Linked DNA regions of Homo sapiens: region 2 is linked to region 1. A link is an interaction called in ENCODE POLR2A ChIA-PET data of the cell type or tissue named here. Cell type or tissue: GM12878. All regions are shown on one strand. Links, peaks and the distances in the headings refer to the core of each region. The heading gives the core; the rest is flanking DNA. Region 1 overlaps NFAT5 (nuclear factor of activated T cells 5). Region 2 overlaps NFAT5 (nuclear factor of activated T cells 5).

The links. Peaks named below come from ENCODE experiments on the same cell type or tissue, not always from the same donor. Only the 100,000 strongest peaks of a DNase experiment are listed, where the experiment ranks them.
Region 2: POLR2A ChIA-PET joins it to region 1 with 6 read pairs; 4 of 35 experiments call an interaction of 5 or more read pairs at or near these places.

What each region holds. Positions count from the first base shown.
Region 1 is chr16:69,686,839-69,698,303 of GRCh38, forward strand. NFAT5 (nuclear factor of activated T cells 5) reads left to right here. Exons shown (of 15, transcript NM_138713.4): 12 at 4,102-4,250; 13 at 4,911-7,401; 14 at 8,298-8,541; 15 at 9,522-11,465. The coding sequence ends at 8,533. Among named protein-coding and RNA genes, the nearest start is that of SNORD13H, 16 kb to the right of the region's middle. RefSeq lists a silencer at 215-415. In GM12878, for the core only: no CTCF peak of the experiment used is centred there; a DNase peak (open chromatin) is centred at 5,887.
Region 2 is chr16:69,596,003-69,607,467 of GRCh38, forward strand. The region is part of intron 2 of NFAT5 (nuclear factor of activated T cells 5); the gene reads left to right. Among named protein-coding and RNA genes, the nearest start is that of NFAT5, 36 kb to the left of the region's middle. In GM12878, for the core only: no CTCF peak of the experiment used is centred there; no DNase peak of the experiment used is centred there.

The sequences.
Region 1 (11,465 bases), core at 3,286-8,285:
GGCGACACAGTAAAACTCCACCTCAAAAAATATATATAAATCACATATGAGAAATTGTTTGGTAGAGATTACTTGAGAAAAAATGCAAGTGTTGGATTGTAATGCATTGACACCAGCTTGATGTTCTTAGAGCAAATTAATTCTTAGGAGGAGAAAAAGATTAATCTGATATTTTCATTTATAATGTACTACTAAATTGAAGTTGACTAGAAGATTATTATTGAATTAACAAGATGGAACATATCTGACAAACTTAATGTCTGGCCTGGAGACATTTTGGACTGTTTTTGGTGGGACTAGACTTAAATAAAATTGGAACAAGGCCAGATGTGGTGACTCACACCTGTAATCCCAGCACTTTGGGAGGCCAAGCCAGTGGATCACCTGAGGTCAGGAGTTTGAGACCTACCTGGCCAACATGGCAAAACCCTGTCTCTACTAAAAATAAAAAAATTAGCTGGGCGTGGTGGTGTGTGCTTGTAATCCTAGCTAGTTGGGAGGCTGAGACAGGAGAATCGCTTGAATCCAGGAGGCGAAGGTTGTAGTGAGCCCAGATTGAGCCACTGCACTCCAGCTTGGGCAATAGAGCAAGACTCTGAAAAAAAAAAAAAAAAAAAGGATTGGAACATAAATAAAATTAACCTTTGTGACCTTTGTGCATATGGCCGTAGAAGGACTTGTGTCTTTGCATGAGCATTAGACTAAATGTCCTTTTACTGTTTGTCTTTACCAGTAGACATACTTGTCAGTGGTCAACTGAGGATAGGTAAAAGACTCTTGCTCAACTTTCTCTACCTAGTCTCACTTTCCAGAAAGGGGGAGAAGATAATAAGCATTACTATCTAAATACATTTTAAGAAAAATTGTAGATCTGTTAAGCAGTAAGTGTATAGGTGATATATTTATTTATATGTAATTTCTAATTGAATTATAATATAATCTTATCTGTAAACATGGACATTTTTAGATCAAAAATACTATTAATAAAAATATAAGCCAGGTACAGTGGCTAGTGCCTATAATCCCAACTACTCAGGAGACTGAGGTGGGAGGATCACTTAAACCCAGGAGTTTGGCCGGGCGCGGTGGCTCACGCCTGTAATCCCAGCACTTTGGGAGGCCGAGGCGGGTGGATCATGAGGTCAGGAGATCGAGACCATCCTGGCTAACAAGGTGAAACCCCGTCTCTACTAAAAATACAAAAAAAATTAGCCGGGCGCGGTGGCGGGCGCCTGTAGTCCCAGCTACTCGGGAGGCTGAGGCAGGAGAATGGCGTGAACCCGGGAAGCGGAGCTTGCAGTGAGCCGAGATTGCGCCACTGCAGTCCGCAGTCCCGCCTGGGCGACAGAGCGAGACTCCGTCTCAAAAAAAAAAAAAAAAAAAAAAAACCAGGAGTTTGAGGCTGCAGGTACTCACTCCAGCCTGGGTAACAGAGTGAGACCCTGTCTCTAATTGAATGAATGAGTGAGTAAATGAATGAATGAATGAATGAATATTTTTAAAAAGAAAAATACAGACTGTATATTTTTATTTTTATTTATTATTATTATTATTTGAGATGGAGTCTTGCTTTGTTGCCCAGGCTGGAATGCAGTGGCGTGGTCTCGGCTTACTGCAACCTCTGACCTCTGCCTCCTGGGTTCCAGAGGCTGAGGTAACAGGTGCCCTCTACCACACCTGGCTTTTTTTTATTTTTACTTTTTTTGTATTTTTAGTAGAGACGGGGTTTCACCATGTTGGTCAGGCTGGCGAACTCCTGACCTCGTGGTCCACCCACCTCTGCCTCCCAAATTGCTGGGATTACAGGCATGAGCCAATGCGCCTGGCCCATATTTTTATTTTTATAGGATTAACCAAACAATCCACAACAAACTAAATTGACAGTGATAAAGCTAAAGTAAGATTATTTTCTTCATTCATTCAGCAAACATTTGTTGATTACCTACTGTGCAACAGGTGATAACAACATCTGCCTTCACAGAGCTCATGATCTAATGGAATTCAAAAGCAAGAATAGTAGTTGACTATTACAGGATCAACTTAAGATAACACTAATGGTTTTTCAAAATGTTCTATGGGATATTCTTAGATTACTTTTAAATGCCTGCCCTGTGCATGATCTGAAGTTTTGTCTCAGTCAAAATTAGGTTGTAGGCCGAGTGTGGTGGCTCACGCCTATAATCCCAGCACTTTGGGCAGCCTAGTAGGGAGGATCACTTGAGCTCAGGAGTTCAAGACCAGCCTAGGCAAAGTAACGAGACTCTTGTCTCTACAAAAAAATTTTAAAAATTAGTCAGGCATGGTGGTGTGTGCCTGTAGTCCCAGCTACTTATGGGGCTGAGGTGGGAGGATTGCCTGAGCCCAGGAGGTGGAGGTTGCAGTGAGGCCTGATTGTACCACTGCACTCCCACCAACAGAGAGAGACCCTGTCTCAAATAAGATAAAATAAAATAAAAATCTGGTTGTTAGGGGAATTGTATTGGTATTAGAATTTAGGTGAAAATAGGTCCAAAGAACTCATGAATAAATGATTCATTTCTCAAACTACTTAGGTAGAATAATAAAACATGGAATGTCAAAAGTTAAATGAGCACTTTCCCCTCTGTCAAAATAATCAGTTTTCATAGGAATTAGGTTTTTAGCCAAATGGCTGTGAGGCAAGTTGAAGTAAGACAAGAAAATTGCAAATATTTTTAGATGAAAATATTTACTTTCAGCAGATTTTGAGACAGTCTTGCTCCGTTGCCCAGCCTGCAGTACAGTAGAGCGATCTCAGCTCATTGCAACCACCTCCTCCTGGATTCAAGCAATTCTTGTGCCTCAGCCTCCCAAGTAGCTGGGATTTACAGGCATGTGCCACCATGCCCTGCTAATTTTTGTATTTTTAGTAGAGACAGAGTTTCACCATGTTGGCCAGGCTGGTCTCGAACTGCTGGCCTCAAGTGAGCCACCTGCCTCGGCCTCCCAAAGTGCTGGGATTGCAGGCATGAGCCACCACACTTGGCCTTTCAGCAGCATATTGACTGACAACAACAACAAAAATTTATGAAGGGAGCGATCCAACTTATAGACCATGTGCCATTTTAAAAGCTTCTTTATAGCCAAGATTTCTTCTCGATATCAAATTAAGAAATTTAACAGCTATGCTTTCTGAAGACTGTTTCCATAGAGCTTCCAAGTGGTAGTAAACTTTTAAATCAGGATTTGGCTATGTGCTCAACTCAGAAGACTGTCATTAGCAATAGCAGTAGGTACCACTGAGTGCCACTGCGGACTCAAGTAGACAAAAAAGAAGAAAGAAAAGCAATCAAGGGGGAAAGGTAGATATAGTGAAGTGGTAGAATCTTGCTATATGTTGCCTCTAGGTATAAATCTAGAACTAACTACTCCTGAAAATGGAGGTAGTAGGAGGTGGGAAATAATTTTTCATTTTGCTTGGGAAATTTGGTTTGTAAACCTAAAATAGCCCTTATTTCTGGGGAAAAAAAAAAAGATGTTTAAAGTCCAGTCTAAAAGAGAATTGTGTCCATGTGTCAACTTGTCATATTCAAGTTTTCTAATTAATTTAGTTTTCTTTTAATTTAGAAAAGCAAAATTTATTAATCACTGGGTGGTATTTTCTAATGAGAAGCTTGAACTTAGTTTAAGAAAGAAGTGCTCTGACAATCTCATAGTCCTTAAGAAGTTCTGAGACTATATTGTCAGATAGCTAAATGCTAAGAGGAGAGTGTAGTTTGTAATTGAGTAGCTTTATCCTCCTGGAGATTTTTAAGCTGTATCCTATAATATACTCTTGGTCAGGTTGGGTAGTATGATTCAAGGCACTTGGAACCGTCTTGGGGAATATAGCTTGGTAATTGAACTGCTTAAGCTTATTATTAATATTTAAGCTATAGTTCCAGGCCCATTCCAGAGGTCCCCCAGCCAATGCACTTCATAAAAGGGAAGATATATCTTAATATACCAGGTTTGTATCTCATGCTACCATTGTAGCATCAAAAAAATAGACATTTAAATCATGGCTAATAACAAATTTTAGAATGAAATAGTTGGTAAATTTTGTGATTTTAAACTTTTCTTTTTGTGTGTGTGTATATGCAGCAATGAAAACTACTGGATGTAATTTAGATAAGGTAAATATTATCCCTAATGCCCTGATGACTCCACTCATACCAAGCAGTATGATTAAGAGTGAAGATGTTACTCCAATGGAAGTAACAGCAGAAAAAAGATCTTCCACTATTTTTAAGGTAAGCTGTATTGACTAGTGCACAAACCTCCTATATAAAAATTGCTGTCTTTTACTTTTCCTATTTTTTTAACATTATTTTTACTTTGGATGCACTTAATGAATTTTGCTGTAAAGAGGGAATGCTTTATACTTCAGCAAAATTGCCCACATAGTGACTTCCAATATACAAGGGAGGAATTAATATGTTGTATGAGATATTGATGAAAGTACTAATTTTAGCATTTTCAGAATTAGAGATGTTTTTATTTTTTTCCCAGTCTTTTCCCATAACTTTCTGTTTCTTTTTTTTACTTGTCTTATCCCCTGTAATGTTACTGAGGAGCCACAAAATTGAGATATTTTGATACCTGCTCTTCATGAACCATAAAATTACTGTGTTCTGATTACCCTTAATTCACCTAAGCATATCAATAGCCGATTATTCTACTTCCTTGTTTGACTATCTTTGCTTGTCGTACTTTTAAAAAATATATCTCAAGGAAAATGAGACATCATGTTATGGAGAATTGTAGTCCTGTACCTGTTTTCTAAATGATAATAATATAGAGTGGAAAGCTGGTCCTGCATATATTTTTAGAGCAATAGTGATTTTTGATGTATGTTACAAACTTGTTTAATGTTTATATATTCATAATATTTGGGGATTTTTATTTTTTAGACTACAAAGTCTGTTGGATCAACTCAGCAAACATTAGAAAACATCTCAAACATAGCAGGAAATGGCTCTTTTTCATCACCATCATCTTCCCACCTACCTTCTGAAAATGAAAAACAGCAGCAGATTCAGCCCAAGGCATACAACCCAGAGACCCTGACAACTATTCAAACCCAGGACATCTCACAGCCTGGTACTTTTCCAGCAGTTTCTGCTTCTAGTCAGCTGCCCAACAGCGATGCACTATTGCAGCAGGCTACACAGTTTCAGACAAGAGAAACTCAGTCTAGAGAGATATTACAGTCAGATGGTACAGTGGTTAATTTGTCACAACTGACTGAGGCATCACAACAACAGCAGCAGTCACCACTACAAGAACAAGCACAGACTTTACAGCAGCAGATTTCATCAAATATTTTTCCATCACCAAATAGTGTGAGTCAGCTTCAGAATACTATTCAGCAGCTGCAAGCAGGGAGTTTCACAGGCAGTACTGCTAGTGGCAGCAGTGGAAGTGTTGACTTGGTCCAACAAGTTTTAGAGGCACAGCAGCAGTTATCTTCAGTTTTATTTTCTGCTCCAGATGGTAATGAGAATGTTCAAGAGCAGCTTAGTGCAGATATTTTTCAACAAGTCAGTCAAATTCAGAGTGGTGTAAGCCCTGGAATGTTTTCCTCAACAGAGCCAACAGTCCATACCAGACCAGATAATTTATTACCTGGAAGAGCTGAAAGTGTTCATCCACAGTCTGAAAACACGTTATCTAATCAACAGCAGCAGCAGCAGCAGCAACAGCAAGTGATGGAATCTTCAGCCGCAATGGTGATGGAGATGCAACAGAGTATCTGCCAGGCAGCTGCCCAGATTCAGTCAGAGTTATTCCCTTCAACTGCTTCAGCAAATGGAAACCTTCAGCAATCGCCAGTTTACCAGCAGACTTCTCACATGATGAGTGCATTGTCTACCAATGAGGATATGCAAATGCAGTGTGAATTGTTTTCTTCTCCTCCTGCAGTTTCTGGAAATGAAACTTCTACAACTACCACACAGCAGGTTGCAACCCCTGGCACTACCATGTTTCAGACATCAAGTTCAGGAGATGGAGAAGAAACTGGAACACAAGCAAAACAGATTCAGAACAGTGTCTTTCAGACCATGGTCCAAATGCAACATAGTGGGGACAATCAACCTCAAGTTAACCTTTTTTCATCCACAAAAAGTATGATGAGTGTTCAGAATAGTGGTACCCAACAACAAGGTAATGGTTTATTCCAGCAAGGGAATGAGATGATGTCACTTCAATCTGGAAATTTTTTGCAGCAGTCTTCTCATTCACAGGCCCAACTTTTTCATCCTCAAAATCCTATTGCCGATGCTCAGAACCTTTCCCAGGAAACTCAAGGTTCTCTCTTTCATAGTCCAAATCCTATTGTCCACAGTCAGACTTCTACAACCTCCTCTGAACAAATGCAGCCTCCAATGTTTCACTCTCAAAGTACCATTGCTGTGTTACAGGGCTCTTCAGTTCCTCAAGACCAGCAGTCAACCAACATATTTCTTTCCCAGAGTCCCATGAATAATCTTCAGACTAACACAGTAGCCCAAGAAGCATTTTTTGCAGCACCGAACTCAATTTCTCCACTTCAGTCAACATCAAACAGTGAACAACAAGCTGCTTTCCAACAGCAAGCTCCAATATCACACATCCAGACTCCTATGCTTTCCCAAGAACAGGCACAACCCCCGCAGCAGGGTTTATTTCAGCCTCAGGTGGCCCTGGGCTCCCTTCCACCTAATCCAATGCCTCAAAGCCAACAAGGAACCATGTTCCAGTCACAGCACTCAATAGTTGCCATGCAGAGTAACTCTCCATCCCAGGAACAGCAGCAGCAGCAGCAACAGCAGCAGCAACAGCAGCAGCAACAACAACAGAGCATTTTATTCAGTAATCAGAATACCATGGCTACAATGGCGTCTCCAAAGCAACCACCACCAAACATGATATTCAACCCAAATCAAAATCCAATGGCTAATCAGGAGCAACAGAACCAGTCAATTTTTCACCAACAAAGTAACATGGCCCCAATGAATCAAGAGCAACAGCCCATGCAATTTCAGAGTCAGTCCACAGTTTCCTCACTTCAGAACCCAGGTCCTACCCAGTCGGAATCATCACAGACCCCCTTGTTCCATAGCTCTCCTCAGATTCAGTTGGTACAAGGGTCACCTAGTTCTCAAGAGCAGCAAGTAACTCTCTTCTTATCTCCAGCATCCATGTCTGCCTTGCAGACCAGTATAAATCAACAAGATATGCAACAGTCTCCTCTTTATTCCCCTCAGAACAACATGCCTGGAATTCAAGGAGCCACATCTTCGCCTCAACCACAGGCTACTTTATTTCACAACACAGCAGGAGGCACAATGAACCAACTGCAGAATTCTCCTGGCTCATCTCAGCAGACATCAGGAATGTTCTTATTTGGCATTCAAAATAGTAAGAAACTCTAATTTTTCATTACTTAATTGGTCATTATTATTATTAGAAGGAAGCAGAGTGCAGTGGTGCGATCTCAGCTCACTGCACCTGCACCCTCTGCCTCCCAGGTTCAGGTGATTCTCCTGCCTCAGCCTCCCAAGCAGCTGGGATTACAGGTGTGCACAACCACGCCCAGCTAATTTTTGTATTTTTGTTAGAGGCGGGGTTTCACCATGTTGGCCAGGCTGGTGTTGAATTTTTGACCTCAAGTGATCCGCTGGCCTCGGCCTCCCAAAGTGCTGGGATTACAGGCGTGAGCCACCACACCTGTCCTGTATAGTTGTTTTAAGAGTACAGATTGTAGTTAGAACTCTATCACCTATAGACTATAAGATCTTGTACAAGTTATTTGGCTTTTATGGGTCTCAATTCTCTCATTTAAAATGGTGATAATATTACATACTTTACATGGATTTGGGGAGGATTAAATATGGCAATGTATAAAAATGTGTGTTTGCCATTTTAAGCTATAAACTTAAAAGGAAAATGAAGTCAGAATGACAGATAATACCTTACCCAGTTGAAGTAAGTAGTTTCTAAGGAGGTAGAAACTCATCTTTAATGTTTATATACCAAGGAATTTATATAGGACTTTTGATATTTAAGCAAAGTTGTATTTTTAGACTGCTTAAAGGAAACCTAAGATGAATTCCAGTGCCAGTCTGTGAAAACCTTTTTCTTGGACTATCAGGTGCCTAACTTTTAGTAATATACAAGGAGAATGCAGTAATGAATTTTCCCCAACAACTAATAAATATCTTTTCATGAATCTTTACTAATCAGATAGCTTCTATTTTTAATGTTTCTGCAGACTGTAGTCAGCTTTTAAGCTTCTGTTTTCAATGTCTCTGCAGACTGTAGTCAGCTTTTAACCTCTGGACCAGCTACATTGCCTGATCAGTTGATGGCCATAAGTCAGCCAGGCCAACCACAAAACGAGGGCCAGCCACCTGTGACAACACTTCTTTCTCAGCAAATGCCAGAGAATTCTCCACTGGCATCCTCTATAAACACCAACCAGAACATCGAAAAGATTGATTTGCTTGTTTCATTGCAAAACCAAGGGAACAACTTGACTGGCTCCTTTTAACTGGATATGTAAGTATTGCATTTTGGCTTCTTATTGAAAAGCATCAGATTTTATTCTTCTTAACAGATTTAGGTTAAGTAATAGTAGTTCTAATCTTTTAAAATGTGGCTTTCTCACAAGATGATACTTTTTTACTCTGAATAAAATTATTCTGAATGATAGCTTATGGTCATATAGTTAATACAGACCAGGCCGGGCGTGGTGGCTCATGCCTGTAATCCCAGCACTTTGAGAGACCAAGGTGGGCGGATCACGAGGTCAGGCGATCGAGACCATCCTGGCTAACATGGTGAAACCCCGTCTCTACTAAAAAATACAAAAAAAAAAAAAAATACAGACCAAACATCCCTAGTCCAAAAATCCAAAATCCAAAATGCTCTGAAATCCGAATCTTTTTGAGTGCTGACATGACATCTCAAGTGGAAAATTCCACACCTAACCTCATATGATAGGGTCATAGTCAAAAGTCAGGCTCACAACATGCAGTTTATTTGGTGTCCCCAAGGGTAAAAAAGATCCTTCCAGCTCCCTTCAGCTGTGATAGATTTTTTTAGGTGTATGTGAAACAGAAGTGAATTTCATGTTTGGACTTGTGTCTTATCCCCAAGATATCTCATTGTGTATATGTGCATATTCCAAAATCCAAAAAAGAAATCAGAAACACTTCTGATCCCAAACATTTTAGATAAGGGATACTCAACCTATATTGGACATTCCTTCTGCCTCTGAGCTTCTTTGCCTTGGAATAACAAAACATCTGATGAGTATGCAAAATGTGTTTCCTTTGTACTATATATTGGATATAACCATGCCTCACTTATCCCTTCCTCCAGAAATAAATATTGAGTCAGAAAAGTCTGTGGAAGATCAAATATGATAAAGTTTTACTTACAGTACCATAATATACTTTAGGATCATTCAGGGTGTCAGAAACTTTATAAATGCTTCCCTCCCTAGTAAGTTAAATTAAACTTTTTCTCTTTTTTAGAAATTCCACGAAGAAAATCCTGATTCCAAGATGTCCTGAGATCTTGTGGTTCCATGAGAATTATTACTTTAAAAACAAAACAAAATATAAAAAACTGTGTTTGAGTAAACTGATAGATTTTACTCTGACTGCAAAAGAGCACACCTATGCTGCTTGTTGCAGTAACTAACCACCAATGTTAACATCTTCATATTTTATATTCCTAATAACAGTGATGACTGAGAATCTATTTGAGTTTCCAGCTGGCAGAATTAATTGTTATTATTTTCCTAGGCGCAATTTCCTTAAACGTACAGTTTAAATTCAAGGCTGGACCACTCAGTTATTATTGCTATTAGAAAATAATATATCATGTTTACTTTTGTTCTTCATTATTTTCTTTCCTGCATTGTTTTAGTCAAGTAATGGCTTTTGAAAAAGTAAAGTTCAATAATAACTAAGGCTGTGATTTTTTTCAATATAAAAGGCACAGCTGTTGGCCAAAGTGAAGGAATCTTTTTTCAGTTTTATTGGAGAAACTGAAGGGTAACATTCTAACAAGTAAACTGTATGTGCAGATAAAAGTACTCTTGATTTAACACAAAGGCAGATGATACACTTATAAAACTGGGAACAGCTGGAATGCTTCTTGATTTTATTTTTTCAGAGAGTTGTTAGTTCTCTGGGTTTCTACTAAGGGGTTTAGCCATAACTGTGCATAGAAAAATAATTATCTGTAAAAAATGAAGGGGATAATATATGATAAATTATGTTCTGATATCCTCCTACAGTAGTTTAAATTGACAGAAAAATTTGAATGTTTTCTTCTTAACCCAGTCTTAGGCTGGTATTCCCTTTTTATATATATCTATATTACTTTTCACCTCTTTTTCACTTTACTTTAGAGAACTATTAATATACTACTGGCTTCATGACCCTGTAGCATCTTTGGCCACTTTAATCTAGGGTGACCTAGCAATCCTGCAGCACAGGGCAGAGAGTACTGTCTTAGGAATTATTAGGAGTTGATTCCTGAGAAACAACACATTTTTCCCCATGAACGGTGCTGTTCTGAAGTCTTCAAATTTTTCCCTCTAATAGGAAACAGTATAAATTTTAATTAAAAAAAAAAGGCAAACTAAAATTTCTTGAAATATCACTTCTCCCTGATCTGCAGTGAGTATAAATTCACTTGTCACCTCAGTGCTTTACAGTTTGAAGTGGTCACTTACCTGATGGTTCCCACAAGCCTTAGGCTTTACAGGGTTGTATCATTGACTTAAAATGAAGAATTAACTTGTGTTACATCTATAAAGAGCAAAATAACACACTCCAGAACTTGGCAGTTGTAGCATTAGTTATACAGTTTTGGGTGTTCTTGCCACCCGTGGGATGCCTGCTTCTCACTACCACCTGTGTCTGGACACATGCTTATGTCTCATTTTCCTTTTGGCATGTGGAAAGCTGTCAATGCAGTGTAAGGCCAACGTGTGTGTGGCTTCTATGTGTTGAGATAATGTTTTGGTATCCTTGTCCGTTTCATTTATTTTTTAAGTGTACAAAAAATAACCTGTTAATTGTTGAAGGCTACTTTTCTGTTCTTTTTTTTTTTTTTTTTCTATCCTGTACATTTAGTTGAACTGTGCGGAATTGTGGTGTTGGTTTTGTTTACACAGCCAGATTTTTCCTTCTTTTTGTTTTGTGATGATCTTCCTTTGTTCTTTGAATGTGCTCTTTTGTCTTTTTCTCTTTTTTCTCATGTTTTCTTCCCTCCACCTCCACCCCTTTCTTTCTTTCTCTCTCTGATTGAGAGGCATTGAATTACGTTTTCAGTAGTACAGGCTTCTTGCCGATATGAAGGGAACTTTTCAGAAAGAGACCTACTCTGGGTCATTTAATTTTGAATACAGTTTTCAATCGTTCAAGTTTTGGATGGTTTATATCTAATGTGTGTTTCATTTTTTT
Region 2 (11,465 bases), core at 2,442-7,441, 92 kb before region 1:
GTGTTGTATTTAAAATATATAAGTTATTTAAATTGGAATTTTTCATTTAATATTTTCTGAACTTGGTTGACCATGGGTAACTGAAACCATGGAAAGCAAAACCATGGATAAGGGAGGACTACTGTATTTACCAGATGAGTTGATTTCATTTTGAGAAAAGTTACTTGTAACTTTAGTAGGCTGACTTAACATGTTATGATAACAGGATTATTTAGATTATAAGAGACTGGGCAGGCAGATATTACACTAGTCTTGTACTTTGCTCATAATTTTATAGAGCACTTTGATGTATATTTATTTCATTTAATGTTTTTGACATCTGAGAGGTATATATTCTCATAGATAATAAAACCCAAACGTCCCAGATGATTAAGAGACTTGCTCAATTTGACACTGTTAGTCATTAGAAGAGCTAGTCTTAAAAAAAGAAAAGAAGGCCGGGTGCAGTGGCTCACGCCTGTAATCCCAGCACTTTGGGAGGCTGAGGCGGGCAGATCACGAGGTCAGGAGTTCAAGACTATGCTGGCCAACATGGTGAAACCCCATCTCTACTAAAAATACAAAAATTAGCCGGGCGTGGTGGCACGTGCCTGTAATTGCAGCTACTCAGGAGGCTGACGCAGGAGAATCGCTTGAACCCGGGAGGCAGAGGTTGCAGTGAGCCGAGATCGCGCCATTGCACTCTAGCCTGGGCGACAGAGCAAGACTCTATCTTAAAAAAAAAAAAAAAAAAAAGTATTCTGACTTCAATCCATTTTTTTTCTCTAACTGCAACCAAGATAATTTATTTACTGAGTATTTTCAGCTATTATGATAAAAGACATAAATGTGATTTCTTCCCTAATTGAGCTTACTTCATAGTTTGAGAGTCAGACTAGTAAATAATTAATTAAAAAGAGTATGTTAGGTGCTCTGAAAGGGAAAGTATAGTTTGATGAGGTGGGAAACAAAGAGGAGTCCCTGTGTGCCAGGGGATCAGGAAGGGCTTTTGATGGGAGGTGAACTTGCTATCAAAATCAGTCCTGAAGTCATAAAAATTAGTCATGTAAAGATTAAAGGGCTATGTTGGAGGAAGAATGTTCCAGGCAGAGGGGAGAATACCATGTTAGAAGTTTTGGAGGTAAATGAGAGCTTGGTGTATTGAAGAATTGAAAGAAATTCAGTATGGCTGGATTATAGAGCTAGAGAAGAGGGAAGGAGAGGGAAAGGAGGTAGCTATGAAAGATTCGGTAAACCAAAAGCTGGATATGATAAGGTCCTAAATTAGTGACAACTAGGAAGAGAAAAAGAGTACTGCAGGTATCACAGGCTAAATAAATGTGTTAGAAATATTTTAGCCAACAAGTGATATTTTATACAGTTATTTTACATATATATATATCTCTTGCGATTTCCTTGCACGGTAAAGGGCACATTATCCTAAAAGTTGAAAATAGGTTAACAGTGCACTGTTCATCATGGTGAACTCTGGAGATCAGTTTTGGCTATCAGATTCTTTTGCTATCATTCCTAGCATGATTTCTTTACTCTCGCTTGTTGAGGTTAATTTTGCTCTAAAGAATTCTAAGGTGGGTCTTGGACCTAATGTTTTCTTTTTTTTTTTTTTTGAGACAGAGTCTCGTTCTGTCACCCAGGCTGGAGTGCAGTGGCGCGATCTCAGCTCACCGCAAGCTCTGCCTCCTGGGTTCACACCATTCTCCTTCCTCAGCCTCCTGAGTAGCTGGGACTACAGGCGCCCACCACCGCGCCTGACTAATTTTTTGTATTTTTTTAGTAGAGACAGGGTTTCACCATGTTAGCCAGGATGGTCTCGGTCTCCTGACCTCGTGATCCACCTGCCTCAGCCTCCCAAAGTGCTGGGATTACAGGCGTGAGCCACCACGCCCAGCCGGACCTAGTGTGAATAGAGGGTAGATAACTAAGTGAGGATTACCCTTGCTAGGCCTTAGTAACTGTTGTCTAGAGAAGAAGATGTTAGGGAAAAGCAAGGGATAAAGTGGGTATGAAGGAGTGTAAATTATGACTTGTTGCTATGATATTTAGTTATTGGTTTAATTTTTACATGTAAGCTTGTCATTGATATACTGAATATTAAAATATTTGGGTGTGGTGGCTCACACCTGTAATTCCAGCACTTTGGAAGCCCGAGGCGGGAGGATAGCTTGAGCCCAGGAGATTGAGAACAGCCTTATGCAACATAACGAGACCCTGTCTATAAATAAAAAATTAGCCTGGCATGGTGGTGTGTGCCTGCAGTCACAGCTACTCAGGAGCCTGAAGTAGGTGGATCACTTGAGGCCAGGAGGTTGAGGCTGCAGTGAGCCATGATTGCACCACTGCACGCCAGCCTGGGTGACAGAGCGAGACCCTGTCTCTTTAAAAAAAAAAAAAAAAAAAAAAGATATTTGGGAAAGTGGCCATTTATTCAATATACATTTTGTGCCCAGTGCTTGAAGTATAAAAAGACTCACCATTGTTAATAGGGAAGACGGGCACACAATATCAACATAGTAAAATAATTGTTTCATGATAAAAATAAACAGTAGAAGATAATAAGTTCAGTTTGGGATATGTTGAAATTGAGATGCTTATGGGATATTGAACACCTGCTATGCAACAAGCACTAAGCTATATGCTGGGGCTACAAAAAGTAAAGAAAATAAAGTCCTTTTCCTCACCAGTTCATATTCTGGTGGTTGGAAACAGACATTAAAGAAATGATTATAAAAATGTCAGCGTAGGCCGGGCACGATGGCTCACGCCTGTAATCCCAGCACTTTGGGAGGCTGAGGTGGGTGGGTCACCTGAAGTCAGGATTTCGAGATCAGCCTGGCCAACATGATGAAACTAAAAATACAAAAATTAGCCGGGCGCGATGGTGCGTGCCTGTAATTCCAGCTACTCAGGAGGGTGAGGCAGGAAAATCACTTGAACCTGGGAGGTGGAGGTTGCAGTGAGCTGAAATGGCGCCACTGTACTCCAGTCTGGGCTCTGGGCGACAGAGTGAGACTCTGTCTCAAAAAAAAAAAAAAAAAAAAGTCAGGGTATGGGATTGACAAGTCCATAGAAACAGAAAGTAAATTAGTGGTTGCCAGGGATTCAAGGAATGGAGGTTGGAGAATGACTGCTAATGGGGATGGCTTTTCTTTTTTGAGGTGATGAAAATGTTCTGGAATTAGGTAGTAGTAATGACTACATAACTTTGGGCCTATACTAAAAACACTGAATCATGCACTTTAAAAGGGTGGAACTTTATGTTGTGTGAATTATATCTCAAAAAATGTTGGGAGTTGGCCAGGCTCAGTGGCTCACACCTGCAATCCCAGCACTTCGGGAGGCTGAGGAGGGAGGATCACCTGAGGTCAGGAGTTTGAGACCAGCCTGGCCAATATGGTGAAACCCTGTCTCTCCTAAAAATACAATAATTAGCTGGGCATGGTGGCGCGTGCCTGTAATCCCAGCTGCTCGGGAGGCAGGAGAATTGCTTGAACCCAGGAGGCGAATGTTGCAGTGAGCCAAGATTGTGCCACTGCACTCCAGCCTGGGTGACAGAGCGAGAGTCAGTCTCAAAAAGAATAAAATAATGTTGGGAGTGAAAAAAATAAAGCAGGGTTAGGAGGGATAAGAAAATGGTGGGGGCACTATTTTGTAGAGCATGATCATAGTGATTTTTGAGCCTCATTTGAACAGACATCTAAAGGAATCGAAGGAGTAAGCAATGGAGATAAATGTGGAGTTTTCCAGGTGGAGGAAAGGCAAGTACAAAGACATCAAGGCTGTGAAAGTGCTTGGCATGTTCAAGAAGTAGCAATAAAGGCAGTATACCTGGAGCAGAGTGGAAAAGCAGGAGAATTGTAGGAGAGAAAGGGAGAGAGATATTAAGGTGCTAGATCATGTAAGGACTTTGGGTTTTATGCTGAGATGGGTGCTGAGGAGTGATGTCATCTGAATTAGGTTTTTAATGAATTATTCTGGCTACAGTGTAGATAATAAAGTGTAAGAGTAAAAGAGAAAATCAATTAGGAGGTAATTGAAGTAGTTCAGGTGAGATGATTAGATCAGGATTGTAGTATTGGAGGTTGTTAAGAAGTGGTGGAATTCTCGATTAGAAAAGTGAGAAAGAAAAAGACAGGATTCATTTCTCTGGGAAAAAAAAAAAAACAAGATATTTCAGGGACATGAAGAGAGGAGTAGACTAAAGAGAAGGCAACAAAGGAAGAAAATAAACAGGAATTCCTGAAAGCAGGAGTATTCAATTGTGTCAGAAATTGGAAATAAATCAATTAGGAGTTTATTGATAACCAAGCAATTTGAATGGGGAGTGGTTGGAACAGAAGCCAAGTAGTAGTTGGTTGAGTAATAAATGTGAATAGAGGAAGTGGAGGCAGCTAGGAAGACAACTGTAGTACTAAGTAAGGATGGTTGTGAGGGGAAGGAGAGAGTGGAAACTAGAAAGGCATATATAAGAATAGGAATCTTGTGGAATGAGGGAGTTGAAAGGACAGGAATTATTAATAGAGGAAAGTTTTGGAGGAGCAGTGAAGAAAAAGGGATCTAGTGCACATGGTTGCTTCTTTTCTTGAGCCCAAAGAGGTAAGGATAATTTTTACCTGGGAAAGGAAGTATGGGAAATTTATGTCCTATACATTTGCTGTGGAGAAATAAACAGTCATTTGCCAAGAATGATAGATACAGGATAGTAGCCTTAAGAGAATCATCATGAGGAACTGGGGAGTAAAGCTGATAAGGAATACTTTGAAAAAAAAAAAAAAAAAAAGGCTCCTGAGCTACTTTGAGGAAGATCTTGAATTCATAGTGGTACTGGTCCACAATTTTGATTTTTCTCTATCAAAACTTAGAAGCTGTGGTTCAGGAATGTTGAAGATGAGTGCTTAGGATCATTCAGGATTGGGTATGATTAACAGGATGAATATGATCAAAAAATAATGGGGATGGGGTAAAGGAATTCTTCAAGACACAAGCTCAGGCTTCGTCTTTTCCTTGAAATGGCCCCCATTGGTCTTTTCTCTTTTAATTTTGTACTTTTCTCTGCTATTGCTGCCTTATGTTTAGTCCATTAGAATTTACGCACACACACATACACACACACCCTTAAGCACTTAAACATTTTTTTTTAAATATGGAAAACGACAAAACAAGAACAAATCACATGCAGTCCTGCCATATCTAGATATGACCACTGTTAATATGTTGGTGCTTATTCTTTCAGGCGTCTCTATATATGTATACATATCTACTTATTTATACATTTCTGCATAAGAGGGATTATACATCTGTTTTATTTGCCTACTGATGTTATTAAATATAGATACAATTTGTGATAGCTGCAAAGTATTACGTGGTAATTTATTTATTTATTTTTGAGACAGAGTCTCTCTCTGTTGCCCAGGCTGGAGTGCAGTGGCGCAATCACGGCTCACTGTAGCCTCGACCTCCTGGGCTCAAGTGATTCTCCAGCCTAGGCCTTTCAAGTGGCTAGGACTATAGGTGTGCACCACCATGCTCGGCTAATATTTTTTAAAAATTTTTTTGTAGAGACAGGATCTCGCTATGTTGCCAAGGCCAGTTTCAAACTCCTGAGTTCAAGTGATCCTCCTGCCTTGGCCTCTCAAAGTTCTAGGATTACAAGTATGAGCTACCATGCCAATCAATGTGGTTTAAATAACAAAATTTAGTTAATTAGCCAATCCTTTGGTGATGGACTATTATTTCATTTTATTTTTTAACTGTTATAAGTCATTGTAATGAACATAGTACAAATGATTTCCCCCTGTACTGGTATGAGTACTGTTCTAAGTACTTAAATTTGTCTTTTATTTCTAAATTTCTTCTGCTGTCATGTTTCAAGGTGAATCCTTCAGACTTGCATTCTTTTAGCTTTCTCTTGAGAATGGATCCAAATGAATAAGGCTACCTGCATATTATTAGATAAGACCACCCCCAAACCATCTTGTAATCTACAGTGTTGAGGTTAAGTGCATAGGCTTTGAAGTCAGAACAGATTTGGATTCACATCTTTGCTCTGCTTCTTCATTTAGTTGTATAGCTTTAAACTTCAGTTTTCCAGTCTATTAAATAAAGAACGTTGAAAGCATAAGGCTTTTTTTTTCATTGGGAGAACTCTATAACTGAGATGAAATAATCATTATTTAAAAATTTTCTAGCTAATTAAAATCCTTTGTGGTACAGTTTAATGTTATTTTCCTTTTCTAGATTAAGGGAAAGTAGATAAATCTTGGTTATTATCTTTTTTTTTTTTTTTTGAAATGGAGTTTCACTCTTGTTGCCCAGGCTGGAGTGCAAGGGTGCGATCTCGGCTCACTGCAACTGCCTCCTGGGTTCAAATGATTCTCCTGCCTCAGCCTCCCTAGTAGCTGCGATTACAGGCATGTGCCACCACGCCTGGCTAATTTTTTGTATTTTTAGTAGAAATGAGGTTTCTCCATATTGCTCAGGCTGGTCTTGAACTCCTGACCTCAGGTGATCCGCCACCTCAGCCTCCCAAAGTGCTGGGATTACAGGTATGAGCCACCGTGCCCAGACTTTTTCTTTCTTTCTTTCTTTTTTTTTTTTTTTGAGACAGACTCTCACTCTCAAAATCTATAAGAAAAGATTTTCCAGCCTAGGCTGGAGTGCAGTGGCACAATCTTGGCTCACTGCAGCCTCAACCTTCTGGGCTCAAGCAATCCTCCTACTTCAGCCTCCCAAGTAGTTGGGACTACAGGCGTGCAACACCATGCTCAGCTAATTTTTTTGTTTTTTTTTTTGGTAGAGATAAGGTTTTGCCACATTGCCCAGGTTAGTCTCGAACTCCTGAGCTCAAGCAATCCACCCACCTCAGCCTCACAAAGTGCTGGGATTACAGGCATGCACCACTGCTCCTGGCCTTGGTTATCTTTTTTTTAACCTTCATAAATGAAATCCTATGTTCCTATTATAAATCATGTTTATGTATTAAATATGTATGATTATAAATCATGTTACATGTATTCAAAGAATATTTAATGATAGAAAATATTCATGATTGTATGTTACATTTTTTAAAGAAACATATCAAATTATGATCCTAGTTTTATTTTTTAAAAAAACAGGCCTATAGAAAATAGACTAAAATGTTAGAATGGTGATCTGTGGGACTTGGGATTTGAAGTGACTTTTTATTTTCCGTCTTACACTTTTAAAAAATTTCTGAATTTTTATGATATATCACCTTTATATCTCCCTTAAATCCTTTATACATCCTTTTTGTCTATCACTTTTATAACCTAAAGTGTGCAAATATTAAAATAGGAATCTTCATGTAGTAGAACATTATAACTGAAACTTTTATGATTATCTTAATTTTTTCTCATGGATTTTAATTTGCAGTGTTTATATTTATGGCAGCCCTCTAAATCTTCTTCAAGTTTTTCATTTATATGATGCATTGTTGGAGTTAAAATAGAACATATCAGCCAGGCACGGTGGCTCATGCCTGTAATCCCAGCACTTTGGGAGGTGGGCAGATCACTTAAACTCAAGAGTTTGAGACCAGCCTGGGCAATAAAGTAAGACCTCATCTCTAAAAAAAATACAAAAATTAGCCGGGCATGGTGATGTGTACCTATGATCCCAGCTACTCAGGAGGCTGAGGTGGGAGGATGGCTTGAGCCTGGGAGGCAGAGGTTGCAGTGAGCTGAGATTACACCACTGCACTCTAGCCTGGGTGACAAGTCAGACCCTATCTCAAAACAAACACAGAACATATTTCTGTATTAAGGTCTGATTCTGTGATGTGTGTATAATTCTAGGATTATCATTTCCTTTGTAGATATACTAAATAGAAAAACTTGAGATTTGAACAATTTCCTTGCCAGTATTATCACATGCAGCAGCTTTTGATGGTGGAGAGACTTAACAGTTAAAAATTTCCAACAACATTAATTTTTAGCTATATTATACTTAATTATATAATTAATTTTAGTAGCTAATATTTGTTTTAATTCTTTCTAATAGCCTAGGTCAGTGGATTCTTGGATTATTGCATTTAATCCTCAGAACAACCATATAAAGTCTAGATAGTATCATTACTCCTATTTTACAGAGAGGAAAACAGACTAAAAGTAACTTGTCCAGGGGCACATAGAAGCAAGCAGCAGAGCTGGGATTTAAATGGAGGCAATTTGGTACCAGGACAACGTGCACACACACACTCCGTACTTCCTACTGTGATAAATTTCTCTCTTGGTTGGGTGAGATTTGCTGAAATAATGTATATTTAAAGGATCTAGCACTGCTCTTGGTACCTTGTAGGTGCTCAATTGAATTTTCTTTTATAATGGGCAGAGTGATCTCATTGAATTAGGTGGCATATTCCACCTGGTAGTCAAATAAGGAATTTTTATATAGGTAAACTCGGATTTGAGGTTTGTTGTACAGATAGATTATTTCATCACCAAGGTACTAGACCTAGTATTCAATAGTTATTTTTTCCTGACCCTCTCCCTCCTACCCTTGACCTCCAAGTAGGCCCCAGTGTCTGTTCCTCTCTTTGTGTCCATGAGTAGGAGTTCTTTTTTAAAAATTTTTTATTGCGGTGAACTGCACAATAAATCAATCATTTTAAAGAAAACCCTGTTGTGCAACCACTACCTCTATCTATCTGTCTGGTTCAAAGCCATTTTTATCATTCCCAGAAGGAAAATCCTGTGTCCATCTTCAATCTCCCCTGCCCGCCATGAGCCCAACTTATGGCATCCACCAATCTGTGTTCTATTGCTATGGATTTGCCTATTCTGGATTTACATGTGACCTCTTATGTTTGGCTTCTTTCCCTCAGTATAATATTTTTGAGGTTTATCCACCTTGTAGCATGTACTTCATTTATTCTTGTGGGGGAATACTGTTCCATTCTATGGATACCACAATTTGTGTTACCTATTCATCCACTGATGGACATTCAGGTTATTTCCACCTTCTGGCCATTGTGAATAGTGTTGCTGTTCACATCCTATAATAGCATATGTGTACATGTATTTGTTTGACTACCAATTTTTAATTCTTTTAAGTATAAGAAGTTTTCTTTTTTAAAGGAAAATGGCCTTTATTGGATGTTTAAAAATTCTATAAAAATATTAATTAAAAAAGAAAGTGGAGGCCGGGTGTGGTGGCTCACGCCTGTAATCCCAGCACTTTGGGAGGCCAAGGCAGGTGGATCACTTGAGTTCAGGAGTTCGAGATCTGCCTGGCCAACATGGTGAAACCCCATCTCTACTAAAAATACAAAAATTAGCCAGGCATGGTGGTGGGCGCCTGTAATTCTAGCTACTTGGGAGGCTGAGGTAGGAGAATCGCTTGAACCCAGGAGGCGGAGGTTGCAGTGAGCCAAGATTGTACCACTGCACCCTAGCCAGGGCAACAGAGCGACAGTGTCTCAAAAAGAAAATAGAAAAGTAGTATACAGTAAAGAGTACTACTGTATACATTTGTATCATAGCATCTTACAGGGAGCATGGCTTGGCGCTGGGCAAATGTTTGTTAAATTGAACTTTTGGTTTTTGAGAAACTTCTTTCTAATTCTGATTTTGCTATCAACTATCTGATTTTGGAGAAATCCTCAGTTTCTGTGCCCTAGTTTTTATTTCTGTAAAGAAATAGACTAAACTCTTTAAGAGTCTTTTAAGTTCTGTGAAAGTCTGTTCCCTTTTTTCTTTTTTTTTTTTGAGACGGAGTCTCGTTCTGTCGCCCAGGCAGGACTGCGGACTGCAGTGGCGCAATCTCGGCTCACTGCAAGCTCCGCTTCCCGGGTTCACGCCATTCTCCTGCCTCAGCCTCCCAAGTAGCTGGGACTACAGGCGCCCGCCACTGCACCTGGCTAATTTTTTGTATTTTTAGTAGAGACGGGGTTTCACCTTGTTAGCCAGGATGGTCTCGATCTCCTGACCTCATGATCCACCCGCCTCGGCCTCCCAAAGTGCTGGGATTACAGGCATGAGCCACCGCGCCCGGCCCCCTTTTTTCTTTTAATAGGAATGTTTTGGTACTGTATCCTTTTACCCTCTGGAAGATAGGTACTTACCAGCCCTTGGCTATTGTAGGCAGTTCTTTCTCATTAAATTTGCCTCTGGAAAGGGCTATATGATCAAGAAAGTTGGGACCACTCACTGTTCTCGTCTTTAACCTCTTGCAAGGTTTCTTCAGGAAAGACTCATTTTCCATCCTCCCATCTTCCCCTTCCATATCTTGCAAACCCTAGTGTAGAGACTGAAGAACTCAAGTGCCTATAGGGCACAGACAGCATAATATCAATTAAAGAAATTGGCTGAACGGTACTTTAGGTAACTTGAGAGTACACTAAAGGAGGCAGCTCCAGTTTTCCTTGTGGATTTAGTATTGCTGGATCCTGTGATTCAAGAGAAGCCAAAGGTCTGAGATTTTTATGTAAAATCTGATTTTTAAATGTTGGCAATTAATTTTAAATGTTTTTTTAAACTGTGCAGGCGAAACAGAACACTTCTGCAGTCCAAGTACTTACTATAGGAAGTACAAGACCTGTAGAAAGGAAAACTGTGGCTGGGTATGGTGGCTCACGGGTGTAATCCCAGCACTTTGGGAGGCCGAGGCAGGTGGGTCGCCTGATGCTAGGAGTTCAAAACCAGCCTGGCCAACATAATGAAACGTCATCTCCACTAAAAATACACAAAATTAGCTGGGCGTGGTGGTACGCCTGTAATTCCAGTTACTCAGGAGGCTGAGGCATGAGAATTGCTTGAACTGGGGAGGCAGAGGTTGCAGTGAGCTGAGATGGCGCCATTGCACTCCAGCTTGGGTGATAGAGGGAGACTGTCTCAGAACAACAACAACAACAAAAGGAAAGCTGTGTATTGTGAAGTGAAATCAGAGTCACCTTGAAATGGGCATGAGGTATTCATCAGATTGCCTTTGGAATAAAAGAAATAATGTCCGTGGAATATCTCAGTAACACCTCCTCATTGCTAACCCTTTTGAGGGCAGAAATTATAGTTTTTATTTATGTTAGTAGCTCCAATTAATATATTAATAATAGTTCTAGGTGTGTTCTACACATTATTGCTAGTGCTTACAACTCTACAAGGTAGATAGGTATTACCACTGTATTATAAATGAGACAGCCAAGGCTTGCTGTGATAAGTAACTTGTCCAAGGTCACACAAAAAATAAGTGATACATTTATGATGAAACCTCAGTTCTGACTACCTTTGTTCTTTCATTATGACATGCTGCCTACCTCTTATTTATTATAAACAATATTGGTATACTGACACAAGGATCAGATGCTTTGTATAATGGTTGTAGACTTTTCCAAGGAATCTTGTGACTTTCTTCTTTTTACTTTATCCCCCTTAATGCAAAAAAAGAGAGATTACAATAAATACTTGAAATGCGTCCTAATTATCTGTTACGTATAGTCATGATTGTGAGTTTCT